4 separate regions of the Mus musculus genome follow, and regions 2, 3 and 4 are each linked to region 1. A link is a loop called in an ENCODE intact Hi-C map of the cell type or tissue named here. Cell type or tissue: heart. All regions are shown on one strand. Each heading gives the region's core, and the rest is flanking DNA. Links, peaks and the distances in the headings are about the cores only.

Evidence for each region. A loop is a pair of places that touch in the nucleus more often than their neighbours do. Peaks named below come from ENCODE experiments on the same cell type or tissue, not always from the same donor. Only the 100,000 strongest peaks of a DNase experiment are listed, where the experiment ranks them.
Region 2: a loop joins it to region 1, with 2.3 times the contacts of the local background. A loop is called at or near these places in 6 of 42 quality-filtered maps.
Region 3: it touches region 1 in a loop (2.1-fold over the local background); 6 of 42 quality-filtered maps call a loop at or near these places.
Region 4: a loop joins it to region 1, with 4 times the contacts of the local background. A loop is called at or near these places in 7 of 42 quality-filtered maps.

Annotation. Positions count from the first base shown.
Region 1 is chr2:35,509,194-35,514,702 of GRCm38, forward strand. No RefSeq gene overlaps it. Among named protein-coding and RNA genes, the nearest start is that of Gm35260, 7.1 kb to the left of the region's middle. In heart, for the core only: a CTCF peak has its summit at 3,264 (motif pointing left); DNase peaks (open chromatin) are centred at 1,908 and 5,088; H3K27ac peaks cover 2,487 bases.
Region 2 is chr2:35,433,550-35,439,058 of GRCm38, forward strand. The region is part of intron 1 of Ggta1 (glycoprotein galactosyltransferase alpha 1, 3); the gene reads right to left. Among named protein-coding and RNA genes, the nearest start is that of Ggta1, 25 kb to the right of the region's middle. In heart, for the core only: a CTCF peak has its summit at 2,311 (motif pointing left); a DNase peak (open chromatin) is centred at 1,192; H3K27ac peaks cover 2,028 bases.
Region 3 is chr2:35,441,788-35,447,296 of GRCm38, forward strand. The region is part of intron 1 of Ggta1 (glycoprotein galactosyltransferase alpha 1, 3); the gene reads right to left. Among named protein-coding and RNA genes, the nearest start is that of Ggta1, 17 kb to the right of the region's middle. In heart, for the core only: a CTCF peak has its summit at 2,354; DNase peaks (open chromatin) are centred at 3,124, 3,224, 4,654, 5,134 and 3 weaker places; H3K27ac peaks cover 1,890 bases.
Region 4 is chr2:35,425,052-35,430,560 of GRCm38, forward strand. The region is part of intron 2 of Ggta1 (glycoprotein galactosyltransferase alpha 1, 3); the gene reads right to left. Among named protein-coding and RNA genes, the nearest start is that of 4930402F06Rik, 31 kb to the left of the region's middle. In heart, for the core only: no CTCF peak of the experiment used is centred there; a DNase peak (open chromatin) is centred at 2,690; H3K27ac peaks cover 493 bases.

The sequences.
Region 1 (5,509 bases), core at 364-5,363:
CCAATTTTTTTTTTTTAACCAGGATTTCCTAGACAATACATTTAGTCTCTTAACCCTTTCCTTGTGTTAGGAGTCAAAAGTAAGCTTAAATTATGATTTAAGTAAACAGGGGTGAGGGAAATGCTCAACTTCTGTGGCTGTTTGCCATCTCATCTAAGGGACTGACACACCCACTACTGTTGGCATTCCAGGGAATCCTGGAACCATGGATCTGTGACTGTTGCTGTTATCTACAGTCGATAGGTGAGAAGACTGAGCGGGGGTGGGAGAGGAAGTAGGGAGAGTGACCTTCTCTGACCCCATCTGTTACACAGGTTGATTCTTAGAACCGTGACAGCATTCGCTCCACACACACCCCACCCCCACTCCCCATAGATAAGTACGTTAGCCAGGAAGCAGAAGAACATCTGAGACCCTCAAGCTAGAGTTATAGGCACTTAGGGAACTGAACCCAGGGCCTCCGTATGAGCAGCAAGTGCTCTTAATTGCTGAGACATCTCTCCAGCCTCATCTTTTTACTTAAAAAAAAAAATGTCTTATCTATTCATGTGTGTGTGTGTGTGTGTATGCATGCACACGTGCACGCCCCCCACCCCCAGGTCAGAAGTCAACAGCATCTTCTTCAATTCCAGCATCTTCTTCAATTGCTCTCTGAAGGGCTGGCTCGATAGCAGGCCTGAGCATAGCAAACATGGTGTCTACAGGCTTTTACTTTTCTCTCTCCCTAAAACTGTTAGATTACATTCCTAAAGCTACCCTGGATGAGACAGGCTGACTCCATGACCGGCTTCAAATTGGCAGTTCAGGAGATTAGGCCTAAAAGCCCAGGCTTCAGGCAGCTAGTCAGAAACTGCCCTGCCATCAGAAACTGCCCCACCACCTGACCTGAAGCAAGGGCAATGGGTCAGCAGTTTCCAGGTGGCCTCCACACCCCGGTAATGGAATGTCCTCAGAGATAGCGTAAAACACTTACCCTGGGATTCTCCTAGGGTGCTTTAAATCAGGCCTGCATGCTCACTTCAGAGTCTCTATCTTGGTAATAGGAGACTCCAGCAGGCAGGACTTCTGCAGAATAAAACCCTCTTTGCGTTTATACACTATTTGAGTTCAGTTCATTCCTGAGACAAAACACTAAGGACCAGCAATCAAAATTCATTATTTGGCTAACATGTTCAATCAAGACTTAGCAACTCTCCCTATCACAGACTCCTTTTCTCCTTAAAAAGCCACGAAAAAGCACCTGCTGCTGCTTGGCCATGCCTTTGCCTAATGCAGACACAAACAAGCCTACCCCCTTCGGCCCCCCCCCCCCCAGCCCTCCAGCATAACAAATCTTCTTTGTGCTGAGTTGTACTAAGAAGCTGGTGTTTGGTGGTGTCCTGACCCCCAGGGGCCACCCCACCCCTTACATGTTCCACACTTATTTATTTATTTATTATTTTAAAGACAGGCTTTCTTGTCTTACCAGGTGGCCAGAGATCCTCCTGTCTCTGCTCCCTCACTCAAGCATTGATTGAAATTGATTACAATGTCCACGTGCCGAGTTTTAAAATGTGTCCTCATGCTTGTGTAGAAAGTCCCTTTCTGACTGGGCCATCTCCCCAGCCCCGTCGTGACATTCTTCCTAGTTTTTCTACACACATATGATGATGCCCTTCAATCCAATTCAGCCTATTCATCGGGGCGGCAGTTCATGAGAGGCAGCCTTTAGAAGAATTTCTTTTCTAAGTGTCCCTCTTCCCCTTGTTGGATCAGAGCAGTTTCCTGCCTAGGCCCTCTGGCCCTTCTTGATTACAGCCCTTCCCTTCAGGGAGCCCAGGTCCTCCCCACCAGGCAGAATCTTGCCAATAAAGCCTACACAACTCAGGGGTCCCTCAGGGTTGGGCTCTCCCTGGTCCTCAGAGGGCCTCCAGCTGTGATTTTGGAAGCCTTCCAACTAGTTCCTGGCACCTGCAGCAGGCTAGGCTGAGCTCAGATTCCCTACCCTTCCCCAAGCCAGCTTTCAGAGTCATAGTTACCTGTGAGTGACCTCTAGTCTCTGCGGATCTGAAACTCATTGTAGGATTTCAGCTTCTCTCTCTCTCTCCCTCCCTCCCTCCCTCCCTTCCTCCCTCCCTCCCTCCCTCCCTCCCTCCCTCCCTCCCTCCCTCCCTCCCTATTTCTCTCTCTCTCTCTCTCTCTCTCTCTCTCTCTCTCCTCCTCCTCCTCCCTCTCCCACTGGACCAGAAGTCATCATGGAGCCCAGGCTGGCTTTGAACTCATAACAATCCTCCTGCCTCCAGCTTCTAAGGACTGGGATTATAGGTATACGTCACCATGCTCAACTTTTTCTTAGCATAAGAAAGGTAGGGGCGACTTCCAAGTTCTTAACCTAATGTTAGAGTGAAAATGGAAGTGTGCACACTTGCGAGTGTGGTAAAGTGTGTGTACTTATGTGTCTCTGCATGTACCTTTGTGTTTATGTGGCAGTATGAGTGTAACCAAGGTTAGAATGTGTGTGTGTGTGTGTGTGAGAAAATATGGGAGTGGGTTTCTCTGTGTGTGTGAGTGTGGGTATATGAGAGTATGTGAGTGGGTGTGTGGGAATAAGTAAACTGGTGTGATTTTGTGTGTATGAGCAGTTGTGTCCAATGAATGTGAATTTGCCTGTATATTCTCCAAGTATGAGAAGCTATGTGCTTATGTGTGTATGTATATGACATGTGTGTGACTATATTCATGTATACATTTTGAGTGTGGGTTATGAGTGCAGAGGTGCAAATGTGTCCATAAATGAGTGTATGTATGAACATGTCTCCATGAGAAACTGTGAATATGGGAGTGTGGGGTGAGACAGCATTGCACATGTGTGTGTGTATGTGTGTGCGTGTGTGTGAATACATGTCTGTATTTGGGAGCATGCATGTGATATGAATGTGTGTGTGTTTGCAGGAACATGGGTCTGAATGTGGTTGAGTGTGAGACTATATTAATATGTGTGGGTGCTGACATTAATGATTGTTCATGTGTGCATGCATGTATGTGTGTGTGTGTGAGCGCGCACACGCTTAAAATTTAAGTTTTAAAGGGCTAGAAAAGTGGCTCAGCTGTTAAGAGCACTGTCCCCCTTTGCCCCCTCTTTCAGATGTCCTAAGTTCAATTCCCAGTAACCACATGGTAGCTCACAACCATCTATAATGGTGTGTGTGTGTGTGTGTGTGTGTGTGTGTGTGTGTGTCTGTTGCCCTCTAGTGGCACACATGTGTACATGCAGATAGAGCATTCATACACAAAATAAACAAATCCTTTTTTTAAAAAAATTAGGTTTTAAAATCAAGTAAAAAGTGCACTCCTAAGATGGTTTTATGAGGTGTGCTGTTTAGGTTTAGGGATGGGACCATCATACTCGTTTACAAACACTCTTGCCCTAAATAGCATTCACTTATTTACTGAGGTTTTTTTTTTAAATAAAATGCTTTTATTTTTATGTACATGAGTGTTTTAGCTGCACACATACATGTTCAGCATGCGTGTTCCTGGTGCTTGCAGAGGGCAGAAGAGAACATTAGATCCCCAGAGCTGGAGCTATGAGCCGTCGCGAGCCATCAAATGTGTGCTGGAGACCAAGCCCTCTCAAGAGCAAGAGCAGCAAATGCTCTCAAGCACTGCGCTACTGCTCCAGCTCCTGTTTGGGAAGATGTCTGTTGGCAATGCGGGGCTGTCAGGCATGTTGAAGTTTCTTCAACATCAGTCAGCAGGAAAGGCAGTCTGGACCAGAGTGAGGGCAGCCCGGCTGCTCTCACTTTCCCTGTCCGCTCACATTTCCATTTTTGTAAAATGTCTCACTTCCATATTTCTTTGATTCAATCAAGGACATAAAATATTCCGGGGAATAAGACTACATGCATACTGAACAGGTGCTCTGTTCTCTCTCACCATGATTCCTAAACAATACCGTGTGACAGCTAGTCACACGCCTTTTGTATCTTGAATAATGTGGGCATGCTTGAACCTAACAGGAGAGGGGCTTCAGTTATAGACAAACACTGTGAAACCCAGCACTTGGGAGGCAGAGGCAGGCAGATTTCTGAGTTCGAGGCCAGCCTGGTCTACAGAGTGAGTTCCAGGACAGCCAGGGCTACACAGAGAAACCCTGTCTCAAAAAACAAAAAACAAAACAAAACAAACAAACAAAAAAACACTGTGAGACTTCCACATCTGAGGATTTGTATATCTGCAGAGGTCCTACTCATCCCCAACGGATACTGAGAGATAACTATACATTTGCAAACGAGACAGTCGCTCCTGGCTTTGAAGTATCTGTAGAACAGATAGAAAACAGATGAGCGATTAGTTTGTAACGCTGTTGGTTAGAGAGGAGGCTGAGGTGGGCCACAAGGAGGTCTACCAGGGTCAGCCAAGATGCCCCTGCTGAGCCACAGGGGATCAGGTGGCCCAGGCAGAAGGAAAAGGTTCAGGGGACAGTCTTGAAAGGCAAGGGGCTCCCAGCTTTACCTCTGCAGCCCAGGCCACTCCTCTTGGTCCATCTCTGTTCAGTCACTCTCCCTCTTAGCTTGGTTATGTGCACTAGCACTCAAAGGTCATTTTGACTACCGGATGCTCCCTGGAGCCTGTGCAGAGGATAAAGGGTAGGATCTAGCTAGTGAGTCTGGGAGAACTTAAAAGGAGATCTCTGTTGCCCATGGCTTGCTCTCAGGAGTCACAGAGAGGCAGGAGATTGCTCCTGTGCCCTGGTGAGTGTGAGGTGTTTCCCACTCTTGGTCTACTCTAAAGATGTGTGCCGTGGTCCTCTTTTACAGACAAGAAAGCAGAGGTACAAAGGGAAGGTGCAGGGCTGGGATTCAAACTTACATCCTGACTTAATCCCTATTCCTTCCTTTGCAGCCACACCAGGGCTCAAGCTAATGCAGTGTGGCTAAACCCCCACTCTTCACGACTGCCGTTGCCTGTCCCCCAGATGCACAGGCGGATTCTGTGGATGGCTTGGCAGCTGTCCGGCTGGAAAGTTGGCCTCAAGCCCCCATTGTCTCAGCGTTTTACAACCTGGTCCTGGGTAAGGGGCTGGGGAGGAGGCCACTTTTCATGGGAACTCAGGCAGGGAAGGAGGGTGAGCCCCTGTAACTGGGACTCAGGCCAGGAGAGTTGGGAGGCAGCCAAAGCTCTGTGCCTCCTCCCCTGGGAGCATCCAGCTGTGGCATAGCCAGGCAGGACAGACCAGATGTGGGATGGGGCGTGGGTGGGGTGAGGGACGTGCAGGACTGACAACGATGTCGTGTGGTCTGAAGGAGAGACAAAGAATAAAGCGGCGATGAAGATCCAAAGGGTGAGGCGCTGCTGTGCAGGCTTACAGGGACTTCCGGTCACCCAGGGAAGCAGCAAGGCTTCTTGGAAGAGAAGGTTACTGTGTTTCAAGTCTTAGAGGTGAGCAGGAAGGGGCTGGCCTCCCTGGTGGGTCAGATGCAGGGAAGAGAAACAAATCCATGAGCAAACTTCTGGCACTCTTGGGACA
Region 2 (5,509 bases), core at 359-5,358, 76 kb before region 1:
GTCTGGGAACCCTAGACGACAGGGAAGGGGCCAATGCCAGACAGGAAGGAGTCAAGGCCTGGCCCCAGGTCACGCAGCCTGGAATTGAGCCTCTTCCTCCTGTTCTCAGAAGGAAGTTTCACGGCTTCCTCCTCTGAGAGCAGGAGCCAGCTGACCATAACCTTCAGGGACTGGAAGTTCTTCCTAATAGCTTGCTGAAATCCTCTCTGATGGCATCCATTCAACCCACAGGGCACATTCCTGAGACAAAGTCATTCTCTCAAGTCTATTTCCAAGTGATGAGCATCAGCTACATCCCACACTGGACCAAGACCCAACAGAAGCGGGAAGTTGCCACCAATTGCCACAATGGCAACCTTTCTGTAGCGATGAGAACCAGCAAGCTGCAGCCAGGTCACATCAACAAGGGGACCTCAGCACTCAGTACTCAGCAAAAGGAGACTGATCCAGAGGACACATTCTTAAGTCAGGCATGTCATGACAGGGCCTATCTGTCTAACACTTGGGAGGGGTGGACAGGGTTCCAAGGCCAGGCCTAAGTACACAGAGAGCTTGGAGCCAACCTGGGATACATGCAACCTTGTCTTTTTAAAGGTGGGGGAGGGGGTATCAGCTATATGCTTCAACTTAAAGTCCTACACAAGTAAAATTAACTTATGGTGTTACAAGAGGGGACGGCAGGCTCCTTAGGGGTGGCAAGCTCTGGTCTGGATGGTGGTTACACAGACCTGTCTGCTTGATTAGAACACACAAGTGGGCCTCATTAACAGGCTTTTTCCATGTGTATTGTTAAGGATGGAAAATTCCAGAAAGCTCCCTGTGGAAGCTTGATATACTCTGACACCATCTCCCCAACCCCCACCCTGCCCACCTCACTCTCTAGGGTCCCAGGATCATGGGTAGACCCTGCCTCTTCCATCTCCTGGATTCCTCATTGGGACTGAACTCCTTGGGAGGGTGCAACTAAGGTCTTCCATGGGAGGGAGGCCACTGGGGAAGGGACTGGCCTCAGGGTAGTGGGGCCTCTAAATGTTTGCAGTGCTGGAGATGGAACACAGGGCTCTGAGCATGCTCCTCAAACTCCTCATCAACTGAGCCATTACCAGCTCCCCATGGGGCCTCCTGCCGATCCCAACTCTCCCACACTCCAGAACACAGGAAGCAGCTTCCCTCCTTTAACTCAGAGAACCCTCACTTCTGCCCTCCACATGGCCTTCATAAAGGGAGATGCTCTGAGAGTCAGCCCACCCAGTTAGGATACTCCCCCGATGCATCCCAGAACTGCCCTTCCTCCCTGGGGGCCTCCAAGGGATGCTCCCCAGGTCAGCTGTTGCGCTCAGTGCGGTGGGCAGGTGGGTACAAACGGGAGAGGGGTGAGGAATGTCACCATGCCACCCTCAGGCCTTGGTCTGTTCACACTGTCCATCCAGAAGTGGCAGCTGCAGCCTCGAAGTGGGGAGCCCTGGTTTTGTTTCAAGTCACTTCTGGCTGTGATTCCTACCCCACTTACCTCTATGGGAATGTGGGGATTAAGTGTTCTTGGCAGAGAGCACTAGTAACACAAAGCTTGCTAGCTGTCATTTGTTCAGTCCCAAATCTATTTGGGATGGTCACAAAAGGCAATCTTGCTGAGCCAGGGGGCAAAGTGACTTGGGTTTCTTGTCCTGTGTGATGGGGATGATCATGTCTCAGAGTGATGGAAGGGCTGGAGCAGGCTGGATAAGAGATCAGAGATCTAGGGTCTGGATGCCAGTCATGGCTCTGCCACGTGAGGTGTGCTATCCTGGGAGGCTTACTTGATGCCGCTGTGCCTGCGCTGCTACATCTGTAAAATGGGAATGATAACATCTGTGTGGAAGCTGGCACCTACTGAGAGCCACATATGCAGAACATCAAGAGCTAAATGGCTTGTCCTCATGAAGGACAAGTGGGCTTGTCCTTGAGAAGGACACAGCTTTGTCTCCGAAAGCACCATCGTGATTAGCGCAGTGCTCAGTCCCACCAATGCTGTCACATTTGTGTGAGGAAAGTGCCTGTGTGTCAGCCTGCCTCATCGGTCTTGGGAAGAGATTTCTAGCCTGATGTTCCCATGGCTATTACAACTGGTTAGTTTTTGTCAACTGGACACAAACCAGAGTCACTCAGGAAGAAGGAACCTCAATTAACTGCCTCCATAGGCTGGAGAGATGGCTCAGCAGTTAAAGAGTACTGGCTGACTGCTCTTCCAGAGGTCCTGAGTTCAATTCCCAGCAATTATATGGTGGCTCACAACCATCTCTAATGGGATCTGATGCCCTCTTCTGGCATGCAGGTGTACATGCAGATAAAGCACTCATACATTAAATAAATAAATACTAAGTAAGTAAGTAAATAAATGAAATTGCCTCCACTAGATTGCTCTGAAGGTATATCTTAATTGCTGATCGATGTGGGAAGCCCCGCCCACTGTGGCCTGTCTATATGAAGAAGCTGAGCGAGCCAAGGACAGCAAGCCAGGAAGCAGTACTCCTGCATGGTCTCTACTTTGGTTCCTGCCTCTGAGTTCCTGCCCTGACTTCCCTTCATGCTGGACTACGAGCTGTAAGATTAAATAAACCCTTTAATCCCCAAATTGCTCTGGCCATGGCTTTTCTCCTAGCAACATTTCTGAAATGATGGTGGCAGCCTCATGAAGCTCTGTGGTCAGGAGCATAGGCTCCTATGAATCTGCCAGAGAGGACACTCAGCTCTCTCTGGGAAAATGGAATTATTACCTTTTTTTTTTCTTCTTTCAGTTTTTTAAAATTTACATTTGAGCAATGATAGCGCATGCCTTTAGTCCCAGCATTCATAAGCAGAGGCAGGCAGATCTCTGAGTTCAAGGCCAATTTGGTCTACAGAGTGAATTCCAGAACATTCAAGGCTACACAGAGAAACCCTGCCTTGAAAAGAAAAAAGTAGGAGAAAAACTATGTTTGTTTGTTCTTCTTCTTCTTTTTTTTTTTTTGCATGTTATTTGGGGATACACAGCATACGTGACTAAAGTACAACCTTTGAGATTCTGTTCTCTCCATCTACTGTTAAGACCCAGGCATCAAATTCTGATCAGGGTGGCAGCAAGCACCTTTACCCACTGAGCCATCTCATGGGCCCCTACCGCATCTTCCCAAGTAATACATAGCCACACATCTTGCACACCGCCTGCCCGGTCCAGCTTTAAGACAGACCTTCCACTGTGGCCTAGAGTTAATCTAATCCCTTCACGCTTTAAGTAAGGAAGAAACCGGTCCTGTTGACACTTTATAAGGTATGCACGCTGTGTTCCACAGCGAAGGGCCCCAGGCAGGTCTCCTACACCAGCTCTGTCCCAGCTCTCCCTTCCACTTCCATTCAGCAACCTCTGTGTAGTCTGCCTGCTCAGCTCCCCCACAACCCTACCAGATGAAGAGGGTAGGCCAGCTTTTCTCTCCAAATATCGGTAATGCAGCCCTGGGGGATCCCTGGCCCCTAGAACATACAGCTAGGCTCCAGGTGAAGGTTCTGGGCTTTGGAACCAATCATTGCTCCTTCAGAGCTGGAAGACATGCTGTAGTCTAGGGCCAGGAGAGCTACTTATCAATGATGGGAGGACATCAGTCTCTGGGCAGAGGAAAGCCATTCCACCCAGGGAGCAGGAGCAGAGAACACGCTTTGGCCATGCAAGGAGAGCAGCAGGTCTCTGTCTAGTCAGAGGCACAGCTGCTGAGAGTCAGAGATTTCCAGTCTGGCCTGTGCCTGTTTCTTAGTGTCCCTCCGAGCAGATGTCAGCTTTCCCAGGGCTAATTCCTACACCTCAACCTTGCTGTCTCAATGCTGGGCCCCTAGCTGAAAAACAGCAGGGCCTTCTAGATGACCTAAAAGGAAAAAGTCCATTCACCATCCTTGCTTTAAGTCTCTCCTGTTTTTTATGCGGGTGGTAACTGGTCAGTCCCCCCAGGCTTCCACTAACCCTCTTTCCCAAGCCCCTTGATCGAAGCCTTCAGGAATGGGGAACTGCTCATCTTCACAAGATGCTTCAAAATAAAAGCCAGGTATGGTGGTGCATGCCCTTCAAGCCAGCACTCTGGAAACAAAGGGAGGCCAATCTCTGTGAGCTCAAGGCCACCCTGGCTCCAAACCTGTCTCTCTTCCTCCCCTCCCCACCATATATATGTATGTACATACATGTTTTTAATTGTGTGCATGAGTGTTTTGCACATGTGTGTGGTCCCCAAAATCCAAGAGTGGTCAAATGCCCTGGAACTGAAGTTACAGATAGTTTTAAGCTGCCAAGGGGGTCTGGGAATCAAACAGGGTTCTCTGTATGAACAGCAGGTGCTCTTAACCTCTGAGCCATCTCTCCAGCCCCAAGACAATCTCAATAATGGTCTCATTCCACCCTCACCACAGCCATTGGGCAACCTGCCTATTTCTCCAGGCAGGGAAATTGCAGCTCAGAGGTTGGGTAACATGGGCAAGGCCCCAGAGCCAGGAACTCCTCATATCCACATGAGCGCCACCCTTCCCACTGAACATAACAGTTTCTTCCACTCATACCTCAGGGATGCCTTGAGTGCCGGATATTTTGGGTCAGCTTGACACAAGCTGGAGTTATCTCAAAGGAGGGACCATCAATTGAAAAAATGTCTCCTTAAGATCCAGGTGTAGGGCATTTGCTTATTTATTGACTAATGTGGGGAGGGCCCAGCCCACTGTGGATGGTGCCATACTTGAACTGATGGTCCTGGGGGCTATAAGAAGCAAGGCAGTAAGCAGCACCCCTCCATGGCCTCTGCATCGGCTCTTGCTCCAGGGTCCTGCCCTGTTGGAGTTTCTGTCCTGACTTCCCTCAGCGATGGACTATGATCTGGAAGTGGAAGCTAAATAAGCCCTTTCCTCCCCAGCTTGCATTTTGTCATGGTGTCTCATCAGAGCAACACAAGCCCTGACTAAGACACTTGCCCAGGTTTATTCCTGTTGAGAGTCAGCTGACAGATGGAGGAGATATCCCAAAATTGCCCCTCCCTCCCCCCCCCACCCCACCCCCCTCCGTGAAAATAGTTTAGTAAAGTGTGACTCAATGGTGTCATCTCCGGGTACCCTTCCAGACTGGGTCCTCTCAGGCTGTATTTTAGTTCTTGAAACAGGGCTATGTGGCTCAGTCTGGCCTGGAACTTGTGACTCTCCTGCCTCAGCCTCCCAAGTGCTGGGATTACAGGTCTGTACCAGCACACCTGACTGGGTCTGTTTTTAATACCCATTGGTCCTTTCAGATGGCAGCTGAAATCTAGAGTCCTTCCCATGGTGGCACAGAGGCCCAGTTCTTGGAGTAATGTAGTTGTCTTGTCTTCTACCAAAAAGCAAGGAAAGGCAGTCTGTTGTCACTGATTACAACCACAGACATGAACCCCCATGCTCAGCTAGCTGAATTTTTTAAAAGGGGAAAATTTATTTTTGTTTTTAGGTGTGTGTATGTGTGTGTGTGTGTGTACACTCATGACAGATATCCCTG
Region 3 (5,509 bases), core at 304-5,303, 67 kb before region 1:
CAGGTGAGGTGCTGCCCTGTGAGAACCTGAAATAGGTACTCCATTACCAACCACCGCACAGCTGGGGTTACGGAATCATCTAGAAACCCAGCTCTGTCTCCTTGCTTCTGCCTTCCCCACAGGTCCCTCAAGGGTCCTCAGCCTCTTAGTGGGTACCACTGGCCCCTTCATGGTCACCTCTCCTACACCCAGCTTCAGGCCTCTGTTCCACCAGAAGCGTCAGCAGACAGCCCTTGAATACCTTTTCTTCTCTGCGGAGAAGCAATGTTGGGGTTTTCTTCTCTGGTTGCAGTTCCCCAGCCTCTGAGCAAAAAGGTTGCCCTGTGTGGAGGACCCAACACAGTCTTCAGCTTCCTTAGCTGCCGTCAGCAAGCTTGACGCAAAAAGGAACACCCAACCTTGGGGACTTTTCAGGGTTGTTTGACTAGTTATATCTCCAGCTCTCTCTGCCTTCATGGCAAGAGCTCAATTCCTGGCCCGCTTCCAGGGCTCACCTTCTTTGTGTCACGGAGCAGATCCAAGAAGGTGATTGTACTCACCAGCCCCCCAACTGATCCAGGATGACTTGATGACCTAACCTGCTGACTGAGGGAAGGATGGGGCACCCAATACCCCCGAGGAGCACACTCCATTAGCCCCGTCCAACAGAGAGGGGAACAAGCTCAGAGCACACTTGTGTCCATCAGGGTCAAAGCCGGAACCAACTGGGCCTGGTCAGCATGGAGAACTTCCCTCTCTGAATTATTCCCCTGGCTAAGCATTAATTTAGCATCCCTTACCTCTTCCCTCAGCAACCACCACACCTGTCTCCTCCCCCATTTCAGGTTGTAAACGTCTGAAGACCAAGGATCTGTAGCTTATATGATCACATTAATTTGGATGGTTATAGTAACCGCAGCCATTGCAAATGCTCTTCACTGACAACTCAGGTTTCGTTCGCCAGGTGGGCTCCTGAGCACTCAAGCATCAGTTCTTTCATCTGCTGTTCAGTATGCCTCAGCTCATCTCTCTGCCTGCTTACTATACACACACACACACACACACACACACACACACACATACACACACAATCATATATATATATATATATATATATGTATGTATACACACACACACACACACACACACACAAGGTACACAGAAGAAGATTCTGTCCTCTTCCAACTCTGAGATTCCAGAGTCCCTAGCTGCTCCAGGGTAAATGGTCCATCTCCACACAAGAGTGGAGATGAGGCTGCAAGACAGCTTGGTGGGCCAAGGCACTTGCAGCCAAGCCTGACAACCTGAGTTCTGTACCTGGACTCCTGCAAGTTATCTTTTGACCTCCACTTGCACACATACCGTGGTGCCTGCATTTGTGCACACACACACACACACACACAAATACACACACACAAAGAATAAAATAAATAAATAAATGTTTTCCCCACCTTTGGGTCATAGAACAATTAGAAGTAGATTTTTACAAGTAAATAAATTCAACTTTTTAAAATATATTAAAAAAAAAAAAAAGACAGGTCTCACTATGTAGCTCTGGCTAGCCTAGAACCCACTAATAGACTAGGTAGACCTCACACTCACAGTCTACCTCTGCCTCCTGAGTGCTGTGATCAGAGGCGTGTGCTACCCTGCTGGGCTTAAAAGCAATTTATAAAAAGCAGGGACTCCTACTATAGCCCGTCCTCAGTTAGGTTGACCTTGAACTTAAGCAATTACATTCCATTTGTAACACTAATCACAGTTGCCATGTTTACTGCTTCCTCAATAAAAAACTCAACTTTCAGCATCCAGTAAGCTCACTGGGAAGTACCAGTTGCTGATTCAAAGATGCGGTAGGGATGGCTTATAGCAGCTACCTCTCTACACAACACTGGCAGAACCCATCTCAGGGTAGGCATCCCTGCAGACGCTTTTAGCATCCGTGTGCTGGCACTCACATGCTGAGTGTCCCCTGCACTTTAGACTGAACTTACTACATAAACTGCAGGTGCCCAAAAGACTCTCAGGCAGCAGCAGTCTACAAATATTGGGAAACTCCTGGCTGCAACCAGATGCTGTGATATCATCTCAGAACAGTATCTCCCCAATCTCACCAGACTGCTGGACTTGTCAGAAAAAAATCAGTGCTGAGTCCTGAGACCCTCAGGTACCTGAGGGATCATGTGATCTCCCACACCTGCCCATCTGGGCTTTTCTGTTCTCTAAATACTGGAAATGCACCAGATCCTGTTCCAAGAAATAAATAATTATGAAGTACCTACTGTGTACCAAGCCCTGTGGAAGATGCAGAGACTGGACAACTCCCTCATGTTATCCCCTAAAATGCTAACACTAATGCGAAGGCGCGGCCTGGAAGCAAAGGAAACTGACCAGCAGGAGGTATGAGCAGAAGAAATGGGGCCACAGAGGGAGGAGGGAGCCTCTCTGTCTGTGGAAGGATGGCCAGGGCTTCCGCTCTGCTCGCTGCATTGGCACAGTCTGTGATGAGAACATACGACTTTTGTAACCAGACAAAAATGTATTTAAATAAGTTAGATGTTTCCCCAACACTCAAAAGATTAAAATAGAAATAAATAAAAAGTCACAGAGCAAGCAGTGTTGACTTTGCATAAACGTGAGCCATATTTTCTGTCATCCCTTTGCAAAAGAAGCCAAGATCACCAACGCCAAGGGCAGCGCAGTCCAAGCTGCTGCACCAACAGAAACGAGCAGCAAGCAACATGGTCTTCCTGTCTAAACCCTCCGGTTCTCGGCTGTTTTTAAGTAAATTTCAAATAAAAATGGAACCAAAATAAGCCTTCTAATGAGCCTCCCCCGAAGCTGTCTGGTTTGGAAAGTTTAACCACAAACCCAGGAGGAAAAGGGGAAGTGTAGAGACTGGGTGCCAACGGGGATTGTTTTTCCCCTCTCCCTGCAGGACATAACTCACTGCTGCTCGGAAAGCCACTCTGTCGGTCACTTTCTGTCCCCTCTGCATCTGCACAGGTCCTGTATGGGGATGGAACCCAGATGAAGAGCAGACCTCCACCCCTCCAGCCTGCTCTAGGCCATATAAACTGAACAAATGTTTAAAAGAGGACGACACTGAAGGCAGACAGACTGTCTGTTTGCCAGGAAGAGTCTGAGGTGCTGCACATGGATCCCCCGATGTGCAATGGTGTCCTCAAGAGCTCTAATGGGAAGAAGGGTGCCACGCTGCCGGGTTGGTGTGTGGGGGTAAGCCCCGGGATATTCCTTTAAAACATAGTCTTCATGGGTGACCAGGGGGAGGGAAAGCTCCCAAAATACAGTCAGCCACTCCACTGGTGTCAGGTTATAGGGATACAGAAAGTAAAACAAAGCACTGGAGTGGAGAGCCACAGCCACACTCACTGAGACTGTAGGCTGCTCAAGGAGAGCAGCCTACAGTCTCTTCCTAGATCCTGCTCGTGTGTCATTCATCAACAGCCTCCATGGAGCCAATACACAGAGGCTCCAGGCCATTAACACACTGCTCAAGGTCAGCTAAGAGACAGCTAACCTTAGTGATTTCTGCGGTGTTTGTGCATGCATGTGTTTTTATCTTGGTGTATCTGTGTGTGTGCGTGGGGGGGGGGGGGGTGCATGTATGTGGCCTTGCATGTGCGCTGCATCTGATCCTCCTCTCTCACCTTGCTTTAGGGTTTTCTAACCCTACTGTGGCACCAGGGAGGAGCAGCACTTTTTAGTACTCTAAGCCTTAAGCAGTACTTTGCTCTTCAGTTATGAGGCTACGCCCTGCGTCCTCCCTTAAATCAGAGTGCAGGGTAGCAGGCTAACACCAAAGCTGCCTTAAAGGCAGCAGATACTAAGTCAGCCTTCCCCTCTTACCCAGTCACCACCTCCTTACCCTCCAGGGTTCTGCCACTCACTGCCAGGAAGTTACTCACCAGGTTACTCCCTCTTGTGCTCAGGCCGCTGTCTGGACACGTGCAACGCGCTGCCTGATGTCCACCCCACACACACTCCCGTGGTAGATATAAACTGCCAGGAGAGGTGGCTTCAAGTGTGCTTGCTGGTATTGACTTGCAAATAATTTGTTCACAGAGCTCATCTCACGAAAAGACTCCTCCCAGCCCAGACAGACACCTGTGCCAGCCCCAACCCCTCAGCTGTGGAATGTGGAAACGAGGACTCATCTGAGGGTTTCATAATCTCACATCAGGACTTTTGGCAAACTATGGGAGCCAGGACAGGTTCTCACTCGCTTTAAACTTCTGTTCACCTCAGTTTCCCTAGCTTCGAAAGGAAAGTTTAGCCTGTTTTGGTATCTTTCCACCTCCGACTGGTGCAATTTTGGTTAGGAGGCTCTATCCACCCTCTCATCTTTCACTCAAAGTTCCACTTGGATCCCAGTGGCAAACAGGAAGTGTGACCTGCATAGTGGGGCAAGCAGTATGTAGCTGGCTCTGTGGCATAAGCTGCCTAAAAGGGACCAAAGAGCATCTGCCATCTTTGCTAAACCCCAGCACCGGGCCCCAGGCCACCACCCTCCTCTTCAGGGTTCCCTGGCCACCGCACTTCACCCATTCATAAGAGGCTGGTAGCATAGAACGAACAATTTGGGGCCAGTATTTTAATGACCAAAGGAGACTGGGTGGAGGGGCTCAGGACTAAGGAGCTCTGCCTGGCCCCATGACCTCAGAGGCCCCGCCCCTTTGTAGGCTGGACTTCCTTTCTCCCTGCTGGCTTGGAGGTCTTCTTTCTGCTGTGTGCACCATCTCATTGCCTTGTCTTAGTCCCAACCCCCTTTCTTCCCATGTGGTTCTAGAGCATTCCTTAATCTGTGTATCTCATGTTCCCCCTTTGTAAAGCCAGAGCACTATCCATCCCTGTCACTTAGCTGCCAGGATGAGGAGCAGGCAAAGATGTCAAACGTGGCCCCGGCATGGTAACTGCCATGAAGAACGAGTAAAGGTAAGCATGAGCTATAGAGAGAGTAATCTGGTTCCTGGACCACCTCCTTCGCCGGAAGCTTGCCCATCTGCAAAAGCAGTGAGCAGATCTCGGGCAGTGAAGACCATGTCCCAAGTGGCATCCCTCTGAGAAAGCAAATCTGAACATCAAGTTAAGCCCAGCAGAGCAGGAAAAGGAAACTGCATGGGAGGAATGGCAGGAAATCCTAGACACGGCCCCAGAGCACCAGGATGAGGGGGCTGGCTGCTGGGTATGGAGAGGCTGCGGTGGACTTTGTAGACTCTTGCTCGGGAAGGCAGAGTGACTTCCGGCTGCCAAAGGCACTGCTTCCGGGTTTGTTTCCGTTCCAAACCTCTCTGCTTCAAACCTTACAAGGTCCAAGAGTCCCAACAGAGTGAACGCCAGCCTCTGTCTGGAGGGAGCCATGTTTTACCTCTGAGGCCTGGAGAGTGAGGGGGACAACACCTCTTTTTCTGCTTTTCACCGGCAGACAGCAGAGCCTCCATTCCAGAGGTTTCCAGACGTATGATGGATGACTTAAAACTTTCAACTTTCTGATGGTAGAGATGCTATC
Region 4 (5,509 bases), core at 169-5,168, 84 kb before region 1:
TATACACAGCAAGACTATCTCAAATAACAAACAAGGGCCAGAGTGATGGCTCCGCGTGTAACCTTTTCTGAGAAGTCTGCTGCCTGAGCCTGATACCCAAAATGTACCATGGAAGGGGAGAACTGGCTCCTAAGTGGTGTCTTCTGACCATCAAATGCACATTCTGGTACATGAGCTGCCAGCACCAATCACCACCCCCACACAAGCACATGTACACGCACACGCACACACATTCGTGCACATCTTTAATCCCAAATCTCAAGAAACAAAACTATGCTGCCAGATCAGCCAGGCTTACATAGTGAGACTGCCTTAGGAGGGAGAAAGAAAGGGAGAGGAGAGATAGAAGAAGGGAGGGCAGAAGAGAGGGAGAGACAGAGAGGGAGGGGGGAGGGGGAGAGCAGTGATTTCAGAGCCATGCCATAACAGGATACATGCTTTTCCAAAATGTTAGCCTTCGTTACTGATGTTCATAAAAGACGCTGCTGGGAGGATCTGCTGAAAACGAGGACTGGTCCTTAGAAAGTGCTCAGAACACTTGGAGAAAGTTCTGGAGTGCTGCAAATGGATGAGAACGGGGGACATTCAAGGCCTCGCCACCTACTCTAGCCCAGCCTGAGCTAGAGCTGCTGCCAAGAGAGATGAACTTTCATTTCTCTGATCAAGTCTAAAGACATCCTGGGCTTGCTGGGAGATAAGGGCAAGCCCAGGCCTCCAGGCTCAGCCGTGCCAACCCCACTTACCTAGGATCAAATCCAAAGCCTCTTCCTAGTAGAAGGAGCAGGACACAGAGAAACAGAGTCACCCGTGCCACCAGAGGCAGTCCAGGCTGGTACTCCTGATCCCCACCCTCAGCAGCCTGGTAGGGGTGTGTGTGTGTGTGTGTGTGTGTGTGTGTGTGTGTGTGTGTGTGTGACTTTTGTAGATTTCAGGAATTCATATCAGAACTGACTCCCAAGGTTGATTTCTTCCTGGGCTTCACTAATGGTTTGGAACCACATGCCCTTTGGCTGTGGCTAACTGAAAGCTGTCAGAGCTAAGTGTTAGAAATGGACACAGCGGGATGGAGAGATGGCTCAGTGGTTAAGAGCACTGACTGCTCTTCCGAAGGTCCTGAGTTCAATTCCCAGCAACCACATGGTGTCTTACAACCATCTACAATAAGATCCAACACCCTCTTCTGGTGTGTCTGAAGACAGCTACAGTGTACTTGTATACATAAAAATAAATAAATAAATCTTTAAAACAAAACAAAACAAAAAAGAAACAGGCACAACATGTTCCTAGGATCTAGACCCCAAGTTCCCAGGGAAGCAAGGGCTGTCAGCATGGCCAATTGGTCTTTTAAAACCATTTTGATTTTCTCGCTGATCCAATATGAGACATTTGCAGCCAGCATGGCCTAAAAGTTCTGTGTGTCCTCAGAATTTTCAAACTGCAGTTCTGAAGATTGGTGGATGACCATCTTGCCTATCAGGTAAGAAATGAGTTTGGCTTCTTTCAGATCTTGGCTCCAAGATGACAATCATCATCAGGAGGAGGAGGAAGAAGAGGAGAAGGAAGAGGGGGAGGGGGAGGAGAAGGAGGAGGAGGAGCAAGAAACAAAGAACCAAATAATGGTTCCACCAAAGCGGGCCGAGGGCCTGCACAAACTGTGCCTGGCATATGCTCACTAGAGGCCATTAAGTTTGCCATTCAGAATATTGTAGAGGCCACCTTGAAGGACCAAATACCCCCAGCATGATTTAGACACTGATGCTGCCCCACGACCTCCACTAAAGCCCCTGTGAAGAAGTGGCTTCAGATGGACCTTCACCTACGCTGTTCTGCTTGCTACTATATAAACACCTGCTCTCATGTCTCACCTGTTAACTGCATGGCTTTACAGAAGACTTATACAGTACGTCCTTATAGTTTTAGAGAGCCCAGTGAGCTTACTACAATAATTTTTGAAAGAGGAAAAATAAAAAGGCATCTCATATGTTAGATGGTTGCGTTTATAAAACACGAACATTTCGTATGGGTCAATCTGAGATCAAGCTCTCTAATAAGTATGTTTATCTCTTTTAAAAGTGAATGTGTTGTCTCTCCTATAATTTGTAAAAAAAAAAAAAATCTGGGAATAAAATAAAAATAGGAGTTACACTTTAAAAGAAAGAGGGCAAGGTGTGGTGGCCTGCACCTTTAATCTCAGCACTCAGAAAGGCAGGTGGATCTTTGAGTTCAAGGCCATCCTAGTCTACAGAGCTAGTTCCAGAACAGCCAGAGAAATCCAGTCTTTTAAAAAAACAAAAAACAAAATAAAATACATCAAAACAGAGAGACAGACAGACAGACAGACAGATAGACAGTGGTGGCTGGAGCCCTCCTGTAAACTCTGAGACCCTGTGACCCAATGTTCTTGTCACTTCTCACTTGCTCCTCTGGCCACTCCCAGAGTCAACCCTGCAGAGCTTTGACAGATTAGCACCTGTGTCCCTCCTCCTGGGACACACCAGTGTTAGTGGCATCTCATAAGGCAAGCCTCCACCTTCCTGGATCCACTTCATGGCTCAATGAACACCCCTCAGGAGAACCTCAGAGACCCACTAGCCAGATGGAAACATTCCTTCCAAACAATCCCTCTCTGAGGCAGACACTGGGCGCTGCTGTTTTCTCCATTTCAATCAGGGTGAAAGGTGAACCTCAGCTGGACACACAAGGTTCCCTGGAAAAGCCATTATCGTTGCCTTGGAGAGCAGGAGACAGGCAGGGAAGAAAGCACTTGCCAAAGAAACCAAACCTCCTAGGATGTGCTCTCCACCCCCTGGGCCTGGAAGCCACTCTTTCCTCCCCAAGGAATGAGCAGGCAGGATGAGTCCAGATTGGCACAGACCCTGCAGGGGGCTTGGTAGATGCACCCATATGTTTGTGGCATAAATAAATCAATGAGAGTCCTGAGGGACTTCAGTCCTGCACCACTCTGACCCATCAGCCACCATGAACTAGGTTACTGGGCACCAGTGGGCTCTTGAACACAGAGGCATGCGAGTAAACAAGGCCACTGGGGACCCTCCATTCCCTGGGGGCTGGGGGGGGGGGTCGAGGCAAAAAGCTAAAGAGTGTCAAGGAGTGACAAACGTTACAAAAGCAAACAAAGCAATAGAATGGCAAACTGGACATTGCCTGTTAGCTACACACACACATACAGGCACACAGACACATCCAGACACATATAAACACAAAATACACACTCACATATAGGCACACATGCACACACACATGCACACATATGTGTGTGCACACACATGCACTTGCACGCACACTTTCACACATGCACAAACTCGCACACTAACATACTTGCACACTCTCACACACACACGTGTGCACACTTGCACACACTCACACATCCATATGTGTATGCGCATGCATGCTTACTCACACACATGCACTTGCATACATACTTTCACACATGCACACACTTGCACATTCACACACACACGCACACACACATTTCTAGTGATAGAACTCTCTATACTAGTCATGCTAAGAGAGCACTCCACCTCTATACTAATCCTCTGCCTATAGCACCAGCCTTTGGTATCCCCAAACCCTCAATTATATCCAAGAGTGTTTTAATCCAGCACTACAGGTAAAGATCAGACTAGGTGGTGACTCTGACCATGGCAGGGTCCCAGATGTATCCCCTGGGGAAGTTGCTTTAACCTGAGGTTTTGTCCCATGTGTAATATAGAGACACAAAGATCTCCCTTAGGGCTTTACAAAGGACAGAAATAGACTGTGCCTGCAAAGCATGCTGTACCAGGCAGTCAGCGTGTTCTCCACAACCGGCAGCTATAACCTGACAATGTTCTTAGGGAGAGAGGTTCCAATCAAGAATGCAGAACTGAGTGTTCACCAGAGACAAGAATCTTAGGCTCATATGACACCCCTCACAGAGCAGCTGGGATGAGCCCGAGACCCCAGGTGCAGGCTGAGAGAAGCCTCCCATGAGTGCCCACAGAAGGCATTTGCCAACATCAGGCAGGAAAGTGGCTGAGGGTCACTCTTAGAAGGCCAAGGGTCAGCTTCCTGCCCTGGAAACAGAGTTTCACAGTCCATAAAGAAGTCATTTGCAGCAGGCTTCTCTTCCAGGCTTCTCCACTTACCCAGGTCTGGATGGGAAGTCAGTCCCAGGCATCTATATTCCTTAGGCACGCACAAGGGCTCACCCTGCTGCCATGGCCTGTATGCTTTAATGATAGACTCCTCAGTCCTGGATGATTTAAAGATAGACTCCTCAGTTGACCAATGTATCTGTACTGTGGTACAGATGCTAGCTCACCAGGCCCCAGCAGCTTGGGCCTCTGGGTCCCCTCACAAGACAGAGCTTTATTTATATCAGAGTACAGGTAGCTCTGTCTAGCTCTGGTAGCTGTCTGGGGCTATAGGAGGAAGCAAGGAACTGCCCCACTTACCCACCAGGGTCCCAGAACCTTGTATAGCATCCAGACCTTACTTTCTTCCTGTTCAGGGGTCACGATGTACCAAGTCTCCAGCGCTCCCTCAAACTGGTACCCAGCCCAGCTGTACTACCTATCAAGGTACAAGGACTATACTCTGGGGATCTGCCTGAAGCCACCTGAACAGGAAGCTGCCCAGACCATCCCAGACACAATAACAACAAACTATGAGGCAAAAACAAGTCTGCCCAGTGCTACGTAGTAAGCAACAACCACTCCTGAACATCAGCTATGACGGAGACCAAATGAACTAACCTGTCTTCTGGTTTCCTCCTCTCCTCTCCCTCTCCCTCTCCCTCTCCCTCTCCCTCTCTCCCTCTCCCTCTCCCTCTCCCTCTCCCTCTCCCTCTCCCTCTCCCTCTCCCTCTCCCTCTCCCTCTCCCTCTCCCTCTCCCTCTCCCTCCTTCCTTCCTTCCTTCCTTCCTTCCTTCCTTCCTTCCTTCCTTCCTTCCTTTTAAAATTTTGCTTCTTTAGTGACTTCCATTCCCCAGGTCCTGGGGTCTTACATGATAGAGAGAAGTAGCTGCTACAAGTTTTCCTCTGACCCCCACATACAAGGCACAAATGCATGCACACGCACGCGCGCGCGCGCACACACACACACACACACACACACACACACACACACACTAAATAAAGTTAATTTAAAATAAAAAGAAATTGCCACTGGAACAGTGGTTCTTAATCTTGGGTCATGACCCCTTTGAGGTTGAATGAATGGCCTTGTCACAGGGGTCATCTAAGACCATCAGAAAACACAGGTATTTACATTATGATCTATAACAGTGGCAAAGCCAGTTATGAAGTAGCAACAAAGATAATTTTATGGTTGGGGGTCACCGTGACATGAAGAACGGTATTAAAGGGCCGCAGCATTAGGAAGGTTGAGAACCTCTGGTCTAGAATATCCTAGTAAAGATACTAGGTCTGCGGCCCTGGGGCTGGAGAGCTGGCTCTGCAGGTCAGAGTGCACACCGCTCTCCTAGCATCCCTATCAGGCAGATCAT